2 separate regions of the Homo sapiens genome follow, and region 2 is linked to region 1. Evidence: chromatin contacts called from ENCODE Hi-C data. All regions are on one chromosome and are shown on one strand. Each heading gives the region's core, a stretch centred on a gene start or an enhancer-like site at or near the end of the contact. The rest is flanking DNA. Distances are from core to core; before and after follow the strand shown.

Evidence for each region. A loop is a pair of places that touch in the nucleus more often than their neighbours do. Pooled maps may share reads with other maps.
Region 2: a map of endothelial cell of hepatic sinusoid shows a loop between it and region 1 (4-fold over the local background). The contact joins the promoter of CPN1 here to the enhancer-like site in region 1. A Hi-C loop is called at or near these places in 1 of 168 maps with a recorded cell type or tissue (endothelial cell of hepatic sinusoid) and 1 of 50 pooled maps.

What each region holds. Positions count from the first base shown.
Region 1 is chr10:99,973,691-99,980,160 of GRCh38, forward strand. The region is part of intron 1 of DNMBP (dynamin binding protein); the gene reads right to left. Among named protein-coding and RNA genes, the nearest start is that of DNMBP, 33 kb to the right of the region's middle. Within about 2 kb of position 1,886, at least 9 of the 41 ENCODE cell types and tissues checked have a DNase peak (open chromatin) inside an H3K27ac peak, as active enhancers do.
Region 2 is chr10:100,079,388-100,086,109 of GRCh38, forward strand. CPN1 (carboxypeptidase N subunit 1) reads right to left here and starts at 2,482. Exons shown (of 9, transcript NM_001308.3): 1 at 2,016-2,482. The coding sequence starts at 2,238.

The sequences.
Region 1 (6,470 bases), core at 636-3,135:
CTGTTGGGGACTGGCGCGGTGGCTCGCACCTGTAATCCCAGCACTTTGCGAGGCCAAGGCGGGCAGATCACCTGAGGTGAGGAGTTTTGAGGCCAGCCTGGGCAACATGGTGAAACCCCGTCTCTACTAAAAACACAAAAATCAGTCAGGCACAGTGGCGGGTGCCTGTAATCCCAGCTACTTGGGAGGCTGAGGCAGGAGAATCACTTGAACCTGGGAGGCCGAGGTTGCAGTGAGCCGAGATCATGCCATTCATTGCATTCCAGCCTGGGTGACGGAGTGAGACTCAGAAAAGGAAAAAGGAAAAGGAAAGGGAAAATCTATTGAATGGCTCATGCCTATAATCCTAGCACTTCGGGAGACTAAGGCTAGAGGATCAATTGCAGTCAGGAGTTCAAGACCAACGTGGGCAACACAGCACGACTTCACCTCTATTTTATAAAAAAAAAAGTTAGAAAAGTAAAAATCTGTAAGAAAGGAAGAAAGGACTATGTAGATGGCACCTCCAGACAAGATTTAGCATCCTATGCCAGATCAAGTATATGTTTTTGGTTCACAGAAGTCAGTGGCCCAACCCCGGGGAGTATCCTTGTACTGTTACGGTGTCTGTGCTGTAATAAGACGATGTGTCCATTACCTTGATGCATGTGGCTGGGGAACCTACGTATGTATTGAAGCAGCAGAAAGAGAGGACATAAGTAGTGGACATCCATCCCTCTGTAGACAATCAGCCTTGATGACAGCTACATTTCTCCCTAGGTCTCTTAAAGGAGCAGCTGAAGATCACCAGAGTATCCAGGCCTGAAATCTGTTTTTCTTTTCTTTTCTTTTTAGAGATGGGGTCTTGCTCTGTTGCCCAGGCTGGAGTGCAAAAATAGCTCACTGCAGCCTTGAACTCCTGGGCTCAAGTGATCCTCCTGCCTCAGCCTCCCAAGTACAAGTCTATTTTCAACCATCTCAAGTACTTATTTGGTCTTGGTAGAGATGAATGAGGACTCTACCTTCCATCTCACATACAACCATCATCACATCAAAAAGCATGAAGTGCCTAATTACAAAAAAAGAAAAGGTAGTGGTAGCTCTGTTAATTTTATTTATTTATGAGACAGGGTCCTATTCTGAGGCCCAGGCTGGAGAGCAGTGGCTCACCGTAGCCTCGATATCCAGGGCTCAAGCAATCTTCCCACCTCAGCCTCCTGGGTACATATGGCTACAGGTATGCATAACCATGCCCAGCTAATTTTTTTTGTACCTTTTTGTAGAGACAGGGTTTTACTATGTTGCCCAGGCTGGTCTCAAACTCCTGGGCCACCCACCTTGGCCTCCCAAAGTGCCAGGGGGTTACAGGGAGAAGCCACCATACCTGACCTCTGTTAATTTATAATCCAGCCAGGCACGGTGGCTCATGCCTGTAATCCCAGCACTTTGGGAGGCTGAGGCGGGTGGATCACCTGAGGTCAGGGAGCTCGAGACCAGCCTGACCAACATGGAGAAACCCCGTCTCTATTAAAATTACAAAATTAGCCAGGCGTGGTGGTGCATGCCTGTAATCCCAGCTACTCAGGAGGCTGAGGCAGGAGAATCACTTCAACCCAGGAGGCGGAGTTGCAGTGAGCCAAAATCGCACCATTGCACTCCAGCCTGGGCAACAAGAGCAAAACTATGTCTCAAAAAAAAAAAAAATTATATCCAAGAAAACACTGATGTGGATAAACATATTAGGCATATAATAAATCATTTAGTATATTAATATGGAGTACCTAGAAGATGTTAATAAATCATGCTACACAAACATTACCTATTTAATTTGTACTGTCAAGCAAAAGTAGGTTATCTTTGTGTTACTTATTATAGACTTTTTGTCTATAATAAGACGACTTGAGTCCACAGTGGAAAAGAGAAGTGGTAAGTGGGTATTTCCCACAGATGCTACTAACACATTTTCTCTAAGTATTACCAAAAAAAATCTAATTATAATTACATGCTGCAGAGGCAGCATATATGAATGTAAAGCACTAGGCTTCTGTAGTCAGAGAGACCCAGGTCCACAGGCCAGCTCCACTATTTATTAGCGATTTCACCTTGGACATCTTACTTAAACTCTCTGGGCTTCAGTTTCCTCATCCAGAAAAATGGAGATAATCATACTTTCATAATAACCATCAAGACTATTATAGTTATAACAGTGCCTAACATTCATTGAGTACTTCCTAGGTACATGCATTTACCATGTACTTCCCTGAGTCCTCGCAAGGACCCTATCATATGTTATTGGTTCCCATTTGGCAGGTGGGGACACGGGATCAGAGAGATGATAGCTGTCCAAGGTCACATAGTAAGTCAGAGGTGTAATGGGAACCCAAATCTGTCTGTCTCCAAAGCCTTAACCAGTATGCTAACAGTGTGAAAGCACCTAGGTCAGGGCTGGTATAGTAGCTGCTCAATAAACATTAGTCATTATTACAAAGCATCATTTCCATAATCAACTGCAAGCTCAAATTTGTGTCACTGATATAGCATCATCAGAGAATGTGCTATTTCAAACATATAAACTCTACGGAGCTTACCATTTCAACATGTCAAAACCTGGTTAACTTTGATTGTTTAAAAATAGACACACTCCAGACTTCCCTGACTTCTTTATTAGAAGACCTTGAACATGACTTACTCTTTGGCTGATGGGTCCAAGTTCATTATTAAGACTACACATTACTGTATTAAGCTGTGATACACAATACCAGCACTGTCTATCTTTTAGGCCTTTCTCTTTCAACGTCAGCCTACCCTCTGCTCTCCTCTGTCAACTTTTCCACGCCCTTGCTATATTGCTGTTTATGATCTGCTATGGAGGGGAGACCACACGCATACTACCAAAATTATGTAAAGTTCCTAGATAAATAAAAGTAAACAAGCTCTAAATGCGAGGCTAACAAACTCTACTGTGGTGGGAAAGGACACATGTTCGTGGTAGAGTTTTTCAACAGTTATTTTCATGTGCACTGAGGCCCCTTTCTTACTTTCTGGCTGTCTTCCAGAGGACTGAAGTTGCCAGATGTCAGATTTCCACATAAGGGTGGTGTCCTAAGTATTTTCTTAAAAAAAAAAACACCACACATAATGTCCTGCAAACTTCTTAGCCATCTAGATGTTTATGTTATTAAAACTATTCCTTAACCTTCGGCCAAATTAGATACTATTTTTCTTCTTATACTACATTTTCTCAGATTTCATCTATCAGACTAGATATATCTAATTATCTAAAATATCAAGTAAAGAATTAGCATAAACCCCATATAATTACTTAGAGAACTACCCCATTACACAAAGGGAGTAATGCTTGTAATCTGAAAGAGTTAAAGCTTCTCCCAGAGAACCTTTTCACTCTACCAGAAAATGACTCAGAAGCAGAGGAGAATCTGGCTCAATAAATACTTTTACTGACTGACCTCCTACTCCATTGGAATGAGTGCATAATCACTGAGGAGCACACACCCTAGAAGGGTACTGAAGTCACGGCCTCGCTAAATTACATGATTCATGTGTGAGACCCAAAAGTATGTATAATATGACGAATCTCATCTGTCTTCTCTGCCCTGTATACCCTATGAAAAGCAGCTACTCTTATTCATGCCAGGGCCATTTTAGAAGCCTGAGCATATATTTTGAAACAATCATAAATGGCTTCTATAAGCTGTTCCACCAACTCCAGATAGAAGTAAAAAGAACTGCAGAGGAAATCAGAACACAGATGGGCTTGAGAGAACACCGAGGAAATTACTGCTTATATGGCATGATTTCAGGGACAGCAGAAAAATTTGCTATGAAAACACCATCTTCTTCCCTTGCTGGTGAACGCCTATCTTTCCACCTTTAGGGAGTCATTCTGCATTTGAAATATAGATATATTTGGAAAGAAAATTCTTCAAACCCTTTTAGAATGTAAACTCTGTGAAGGAAGAGATTTATTTCATTCACTGGTCTACAGCAGTGCCTGGCACATAAAATATTTTCAGATTTTTGATGAACAAACGATTTGTTGAAGTTTGGGAAAATATATGAAACTCTTTTTTTATTCTTATCTTTTAAAAATTTTTTTCCAATAATCCAACCTGTCACAATATATGAAACTATTCATATCAAAATCTCAAGTTTTACTTACCTAAAACTAAATTAACCATCTCTTCCCCAAAAATAGTTTTACCTTCCAGCTTGTCTATCTATGTATGGCACTGGCAACAGTGCCATAGCAATGTCATAGAAATCTTCCAGGTCAAGCATTAATGTCTTGGACTTCTTCATCCTCTATGGCAGACGGTACACTAAGAACAACAGCTATTGTATGATTATCTACCAAGTGTCAGACACTGATCTAGGAGCTTAAATCCTCACGACTCCGCAAGGTAGACAGCAAGTCTCCAAAGCCAGGGTGCCTGCATTCCAATCCCAGCACCACCACTGAGCAATTTACTCAATCTCTTTAGCTGACAAATAGCTAAACCAGAACCCGAATTCAGGCCTGTTTGATTCCCATGCCCACGTTCTTTTTATGGCAAACATCACTTTTCTTAAACTTCATTGGTTCTTCCTTCAACATCCTCTAGACTTCCATTTTTCTGTTTCTCCAACATTTAACTATGAAAATTTTCAAACAGTGAGGTTGAAAGAATTTTACACCCACCACCTAGATTCTAGCATTAACATCTTACTGCAGTTACTTTATCACATATTATCTATCCCTTTATTCGTTTATCAATTTGTGTTATTTTTTGGATGCATTTCAAATATATATATTTTTTATTTTGATGCACTTCAAAATAAATCATAAACATTTCCCACCAAACTCTGACATATATATCTTAACTAGAGTCCAATATTTGTTTACGGTTTTTGTTGTTGTTGTTTTCTTTTTTGAGACAGGGTCTCTGTCACCTAGGCTACAGTGCAGTGGCGTGATCTTGGCTTACTCTAACCTCTGCCTCCCAGACTCAGGTGATCATCCCACCTCAGCCTCCTGAATATCTGCGATCACAGGTGTGTACCACCACACCTGGCTAATTTATTTACAGAGGTGAGGTTTTGCCATGTTGCCCAGGCTGGTGGTCTTGAACTCCTCAACTCAGGTGCTCTGCCCTCCTCGGCCTCCCAAATTGCTGGGATTACAGGCGTGAGCCACCACGCCTGGCCAGCAGTTTTTTTTTATTTTTGTTTTTTTAAAGTACCTTTTTCCTCTCCCTACTGGCCAAGGAATTACAAATTCTGGATTTTAACAGAATTGCAGTTCTGTTTTCCCCACTAAAATGGCAGTAAATCTGATTAATCTTTCTAAAATGTCAATTTATATATATAACACAGTTGGATGAGAATTTACAGGTCCTCCTATTTTCTATAATTCATACATTCAATGAATATTTATCAAGCCAAATGGCATCAACCAAAGCCCTATGCAAACTAAAAATCTGGCTTGACTGGGTAAGCTAATCATTTGATGACCCTTCACCCAACATTCTAGGTATTTATTCTCTAATCCTGTTGGTGGCGGACAGTAGCGTTTAGAGTCTCCTCTATTGTCCTAAGCAATTCAACTCCTATCACCAAGTATCTACCCAACTGGGAAAAAAATAAAGCCCGAGCACTAATCTCAAAAGGAGACACTCACTCAGTCTTACCCATTCAATGTGGGGGTCGGGGAAGGACTCAAATCTGCAGTGACTTTTTTTGTGCCTCAAGGATATTTTAATACTTTCTATGGACTAAAGCCTTTGGCAGTTACCTATTAATCCAGCTTTGCTCCAATGATGTGTCCAGGAACCTTCCTGGTGTTGTGTGGGAGATAAGTTATAGTCCCTGCACCCAAGAAGCTTAGTTTAGTCCCCACCAATTCCCAAAACATGTTCTGAGGACGCTAATCTTTGTGCTCCAAGACACAAGAGCTCCATGATCATGATAAACTCCAGGAAGGCTATAAACCATATTTCCTTCTTAGAGGAGCATTTTAAAATTAGCATATTAAAGACTGAAACAATTTGGCAAGAATCCTTTTCAATCTGGCATTTCTAAACTTGTCTGGCCACAGCACGCCGTTTTCAGGCCCCACTTCAGATTTGTGTAACCTTGTCCCACTCCACTTGTCATTCATAAATAATATTCAGGGCAGTCCCATCCAAACGAAATGTCTCAGCTCCCATAAGGCACTGTCCGCTCAGAACTTGTTTTTTGGTTTACTGCTGTTTATTTCCTCCATGGTCAGTCCCACATATTTAAACACTTTCCACACCTGGAGTACTTCCCCCAAATGATGCCACCTCTCCTGCTCAGGTCCACTCATTTGCCATGTCTTAAGTCCTGCAGCCCTTGCTCTTATATCAACCATCTTGCAGATTTGTGAGACATTGGACTGGACATGTAAAAGTTAAAAGCCATGAGAGTAAATGTATCAGAGAAAACATATTCAGAAATAAAATTTACAATGT
Region 2 (6,722 bases), core at 1,232-3,731, 110 kb after region 1:
ATAGTGCTTCAGAGAAAAGAGGGAACAGTGAGGGCTAGAGTCCTGTGAAAAAGCTTCAAAGAAGGCCTTGAAAGCTAGAAAGTACAGGAGCACCAACAAGGGGGCTTGGAGTGTTGGGGGGCTAACCCCATGATGTCCATGAACACTCACGAGCTTCCACAGTGAACATATGATCTGATTGACAGCAGGCTGCTTGCTATGGAAGTGCAGTTTCAAAGCGAGGCAATTATCCCAGGTAACCCCATGGCCTTCTATGAGCCTCCTCCATGCAATATTCTGAATCCCATGGCCAGTCCATTGAGTGTGAGGCTTTTAAAGTAGGAAAGTGGGATTATGTCAAGATTTAGGAAAATTTTTCTGGCATCTGTGTACCAAATGGAAGATTCAGAGTGCAGCAGTTCGAAGTTAGAGACCTGGCTGGGCACGGTGGCTCACGCCTGTAATCCCAACACTTTGGGAGGCCAAGGCGGGTGGATCACTTGAGGTCAGGAGTTTGAGACCAGCCTGGCCAACACGGTGAAACCCCGTCTCTACTAAAAATAAAAAAAATTAGCCAGGCATGGTAGTGCACGCCTGTAATCCCAGCTACTTGGGAGGCTGAGGCAGGAGAATTGCTTGAACCCGGGAGGTGGAGGTTTCAGTGAGCTGAGATTGCACCACTGCATTCCAGCCTGGGCAACAGAGTGAGACTCCATCTCAAAAAAAAAAAAAAATGAAGTTAGAAACCAGTTGGGAGTTCAGTGCAATCATGTAGGCAGCTTGTGATGGAGTCTGGACTTGGGCAGGGGATGTGGAAGCGAAGAGGTAAAGGGAGATTTGAAGTTGAGTTTGAAGGAGGAACTGGTAAGGAAAGAAGTGAGAAATTAGAAACAACTTAAATGTCCATCAATATATGGACAGTTAAACATAGTCATGCAATGAGCTATTACACAGCCAAAACCACAGTGATGTAGATCTGCACTTATAGACATGGATGCTATCCATAACAGATTGTGAAATGAGAAGGGCAGTTATAATACAATTTCATTTTTATAGAAACAATTACATGTGTTTGAGTCAGGGTTTAAATATGCATAGAAAAAAGTCTGGAAGGATATACATCAATACATTAACAGTGGTGGGATTTGGGGTGAGTTTTATTATTTTTTTTCCTTATCTAATCTCTAAATTTTAATCCAAACATGGATTGCTTTTACAGTAGAAACAAACTAAAAAAAGGAATCCAGGCTAAGTGCGGTGGCTCACGCCTGTAATCCCAACACTGGGAGGCCAAGGTGGGTGGATCGCCTGAGCCCAGGAGTTTGAGATTAGCCTGGTTAACATGATGAAACCCTGTCTCTACTAAAAATACAAAAATTAGCCGGGCGTATTGGTGCATGCCTGTGGTCCCAGCTACCTAGGAGGCTGAGGGGAAAGGATCACCTGAGCCCAGGAGGTGGAGGCTGCAGTGAGCTGAGATCATGCCACTGCATTCCAGCCTGGGCAACAGAGCCAGACCCCGTCTCAAAAAAATAAAAAATAAAAAAGAATCCAGTAAATAAAACTGACACCCAAGTCCCCAAACTCTCTCTGGAATACCACACTGTCACTCCCCGAAGAGATTCCCCTATACCCTTCTAAGTTTCCTGGCAGAACTAGAAGGGCTCATTGTTTTTGCCTATGTCTCCTGAGCCATTGGGTGGGGAAAGACAGAACAATAGTAAGGGGAAAAGAAAGGAAATGGGGGAAATGAAGGGATATGGGACATGAGCAGGGAAGAAGACTCATCTTTTACCATTAAAGTTTTGAGCAAACAGAACCCAAAAAGGAGGAAAGATCTGAAGGCTGAAGGAGGGTTATAGCTCCCCAGAGGCAGTGGCAGTTTGAGGGCTAAGAGGGAAATAGCACAGGCTGAGAAAGAGATAATACCTTGTAGGCGGAGGCGTCCACGGACCACCCCAGAAACCACTCCAATTACTGGATTTGCAAGGGAAAGGCCCTGCCCCACACACCCTCAAGAGCTGTTCAGAACTTACAGGGCTCGTGGATTCCAGGGTGGTCGCTGAACTCCAGCACGTAGAGGTGTCTCCCCTCCACGCTGCGCCCAATGCTGTAGACCCGCGTGATGCCGGGGCATTCGTTTTGCACCTTGTACAGCGTCCGCACAAGATCATCATAGCGGTGGTGGCGAAAGGTCACCGGGGCAACCAACTTGAAGAGAAGGAGGAGGTGGAGGAAGACTGAGAGCAGGTCTGACATCTTGCTGGGCTTTTTCAAAGAGAGCCACTGAAACGCGCCCCACCTCCTTAAACAACCTAGCCTCTTCACCCGCCAAAATCCAAGGTCCACCTAGCTTCCCGCTTGTAAACACCAGTCCAAATTGGAAGACGTTCCCAGCTGTCCGTCCAAGGCTGGAAATTCTTTATGTCGTTCTGGAATAGCCACTCATCTCTCCTCCCTCACTCCCTTTCTTTCTCTAATCCAGGAAAGCCTTTTGAAAGGTTTTTTGCACTTCCCCAGATGGGTAGTTTCACTGATTCTGGTTTACTGGTTAACTGGACTGTAAACAGGCTTCAATAAATAGCTGCTTATAACCCTTTGATTCCTGGAGAATTTTTTAAAACTTGGCCTGTGCCTGTTCCTTTTATTACAACTTTCAAAAAGAGTTCTCTGTCCCTTTTGATCCATCCCACGTACTGCTGCCTGCCTATCTTTCTGAAGCATGGCTGTATTTTGTCCTTTTTTTCCTCAAAAATCTTTCAACAGATGCCATTAAGAAAAGGAAAAGATTAGCCTCGGACTGGGAGAAAACAATTGTAAATCATGTATCCGATAATACCCCCATAATACGTAAAGAATCCTTACAATACAATAAGAAAACAAACAACCCAATTAAAACATGGGCAAAACATTTGACCAAAATAGATATACAAATGGCTAATAAGCACATTTAAAGATGTTCAGTGTCATTAGTCATTAAGGAAATACAAATTAAAACCACATGAGATCCAGTCATGGTGGCTCATGCCTATAATCTCAGCACTTTGGGAGGCCAAATTGGGAGGATCACTTGAGCCCAGGAGTTTGAGATCAGCCTGGGCAACATAGCAAGACCCCACCTCTACAAATATTTTTAAAATTAGCTGGGTGTGATGGCATGCCTGTAGTTCCAGCTACTAGGGAGGCTGAGGCAGAGAATCACTTGAACCTGGGTGGTGGGGCCTGAAGTGAGCCATGATCATGCCACTACACTCCAGCCTGGGCAACAGAGTGAGACCTCATCTCAAAAAACAAACAAACAAAAATCACACATGAAATATACTTTACCTCCACTAGAATGGCTACAATAAAAAAGACAGACAATAACAAATGTTGGTGAGAATAGGGAGAAACTGGAACCCTCATAAATAGTGCAGCCAGACCAGGTGCAGTGGCTCATGCCTGTAGCCCAGGACTTTGAGAGGCCGAGGCAGGTGGATCACGAGGTCAAGAGATCGAGATCATCCTGGCAAACATGGCAAAACCCCCTCTCTACTAAAAATACAAAAATTAGCTGGGCATGGTGGCACACGCCTGTAGTCCCAGCTACTCAGGAGTCTGAGGCAGGAGAATTGCTTGAACCTGAGAGGAGGAGGTTGCAGTGAGCTGAGATCACGCCACTGCACTCCAGCTTGGTGACAGAGCGAGACTCCATCTCAAAAAAAATAAAAAATAAAGATAAACAAATAAATAGTACAGCCAGTTTGGAAAACAGTTTAGCAGTTTCTTACAAGGTTAAATATATACTTACTATATAATACAACAGTTTCACTCCTAGGTACCTATGCAAGAGAAATGAAAACACACATCCACACAAAAACTTGTACATAAATGTCCATAGCAGTATTGTTCACAAGAGACAAAAAGTGGAAACAACCCAAATGTCCATTAACCACTGAGCGGATAAACAAAATATGGCATATCCATACAATGAAATAGTATTTGACAATAAAAAGGAGTGGAGTGCTAATATATTGTACAATGTGAATGAATCTTACACATGCCTGGTAAAAGAAGCCAGACCCAAAACACCACAAGTGGACACAAAATTTCTTTTTAGAGTGATAGAAATGTTCTAAAATTAGATTGTGGTGATGGTGATGTCTATACAACTCGATAAATATACTAAAATTCATTGAATTGCATACTTAAAACAGATGAATTCTATGATATGCAAATTGTATCTCAATAAAGCTGTTTTTAAAAGGGAATAAAAAATAAGTACAGCCCTCTGAAAGAATTAAATATAAATTTACCATACAACTCAACAATTCCATTCCTGGGTATGTACCCAATAGAACAAACTTGCCCACAGAATGTTCACAGCAGCATTATTCATAATAGGCAAAAAGTAGAAACTACCTAAATGTCTATCAACTGGTGAATAAATAAAATATGATATAACCATACAATTGAACACTATTCAGCAAAAAAAAGAATAAAATGCGACTACATGCTACAATGTGGATGAACTTCAAAAACACTATGCAAAGTGAAAGAAGCCAGACATGAAAAAAACACATAATGTATAATTCCATTTATATGAAATGTCCTGCAAAGGTAAACCTATAGAGACAGAAGGTAAAATAATGTTCCCCTGAGGTTGGGGATGGGAATGGAAATTAACTGTAAATGGGCATGAGGGATTTATTTTCTAACGGATGAATCAGCCACTCAAACTGGATCCAAGGAAGATCTTATTGGAGTGATGGAGATGTTCTAGAACTGGGTGATGGTAATAGTTGGTCAGCTTGATAACTTTACTAAACATCATTTAATCATAAACTTACCGGGTACGGTGGCTCACGCCTGTAATCCCAGCACTTTGGGAGGCTGAGGCAGGTGGCTCACTTGAGATCAGGAGTTCTAGACCAGCCTAGCCAACATGGTGAAACTCCATCTCTACTAAAAATATAAAAATTAGCTGGGTGTGGTGGCACCCGCCTATAATCCCAGGTACTCAGGAGGTTGAGGCAGAAGAATTTCTTGAACCCGGGAGGCGGAGGTTGCCGTGAGCTGAGATCATGCCACTGCACTCCAGCCTGGGCGACAGAGAGAGACTTCATCTCAAAAAAAAAAAAAAAAAATCATTTAATTGTAAACTTAAAAAGGGTGAAATTTGTGGTATGTAAATCAGACCTTAAAAAATTGGTTTTTTAAATTTATTTGTTTATTTATTGAGAGAGAGTCTCACTCTTTTCACCTAGGCTGGAGTGCAACGGTGCAATCTCCACTCACTGCAACCTCTGCCTCCTGGGTTCAAGTGATTCTCCTGCCTCAGCCTCCAGAATAGCTGGGATTACAGGCACCCGCCACCACGCCCAGCTAATTTTTGTATTTTTAGTAGAGACAGGGTTTCACTATTTTGGCCAGGCTAGTCTCGAACTCCTGGCCTCAGATCATCTGCCCACCTCGGTCTCCCAAAGTGCTGGGATTACAGGCATGAGCTATTGCGCCTGGCCTAAAATTGTTGTTTTTAAAAAGCAAAGTTTCAATGAACATTCATGTACTGTCGTGTAAAATTCAAATGCCTCAGATAGCCTTTTTGTCCTTGCTACCAAGTCCAGTTGTAACTTGTCATCCTGTCCCTCATTCTAGTGCAGCACTGTTGCTCCACCTACTATCTTTGGAGAATGCCCCTGCCTTCCTGCTTTCACTCATGCTATTTCCCTAGGTAGCTCAATCCAGCTCAAATTCTGGGTCTTCCTTACCTCCCCTTGTAGTTGCTGCTACAATCAGTCTTTGTACCTCCAATTCCTATCACTTTCTCTGTTATGCACTACTCACCATGTTAGGTGTTGGGTGTCAGGGTAGAGTGCAGCCCTGCTGGCACACTGCTCTTGCTCTCCAGGGTGATCTGCAGCCCCCTAGCATAGAGCTGGGCACAGGTGCTCAACATTTGTTGAATGAATGAGTGAGTGAATGAATGAACACACAAATCCATTATTGACTTTCCCCCTTGCATCCTGCTGCTCCGTCTTTAGCAAACTTTCCCAAGAAAATCCTATGTTTTTATAACCAGTCAGTAAAGACAGCGATTCCATCTTGGATATACTGGGTGAACACTATGTGGCCAGGCCAGTCCGGCTCACAGAGAGGTGGCCCAGATAGTCACAGAGGGTTGGCCCTGATAAGAACTAAACTGGCAGTACCAAACATCTGCTGCCTATACCCACAGCTCAAATCCCATAATTTTCTGAGGAGAGCCTGTCCCCCCAGGTGGTAAAGGTAGGAATCAAGGCATCACTAAGGCTGTCACACATTAAGCCTTTGATCTAGGACAGTATCTACTGTCATTACTGAGGGCTTGGCTTAGTAACTCCCCAGTGTGCCTATGGTTCTTTATGGGGCCTCACTCATGCCAAACAGATGAATCCCATTCTCCGGGAGAGGAATGCACCCTCTCTACCTGTTTGCACAGTGGATTCTTGTAAACAGGGAATATCCTCTGTCAATGAGAAGTATCAGGGATGAGGTAGCTATGCCTTCCCTGGAATTCCACAGAGTACCAGAGTGATGCCTGCAAGCCAGAGGGCATACATCGCCTCTCAAAGCAACTAGAAGTAAAAGGTTCATGGCCTTCAGTGTCAGAGGGATATGATTTCAAATCCAAGTGCAACCCTTTCTTAGGCCATTTGACCTTGGGCAAATGACTTAACTTCCCTAAACCTCAGTTTCTTTCTGTATAGGATAGGGAAATATAG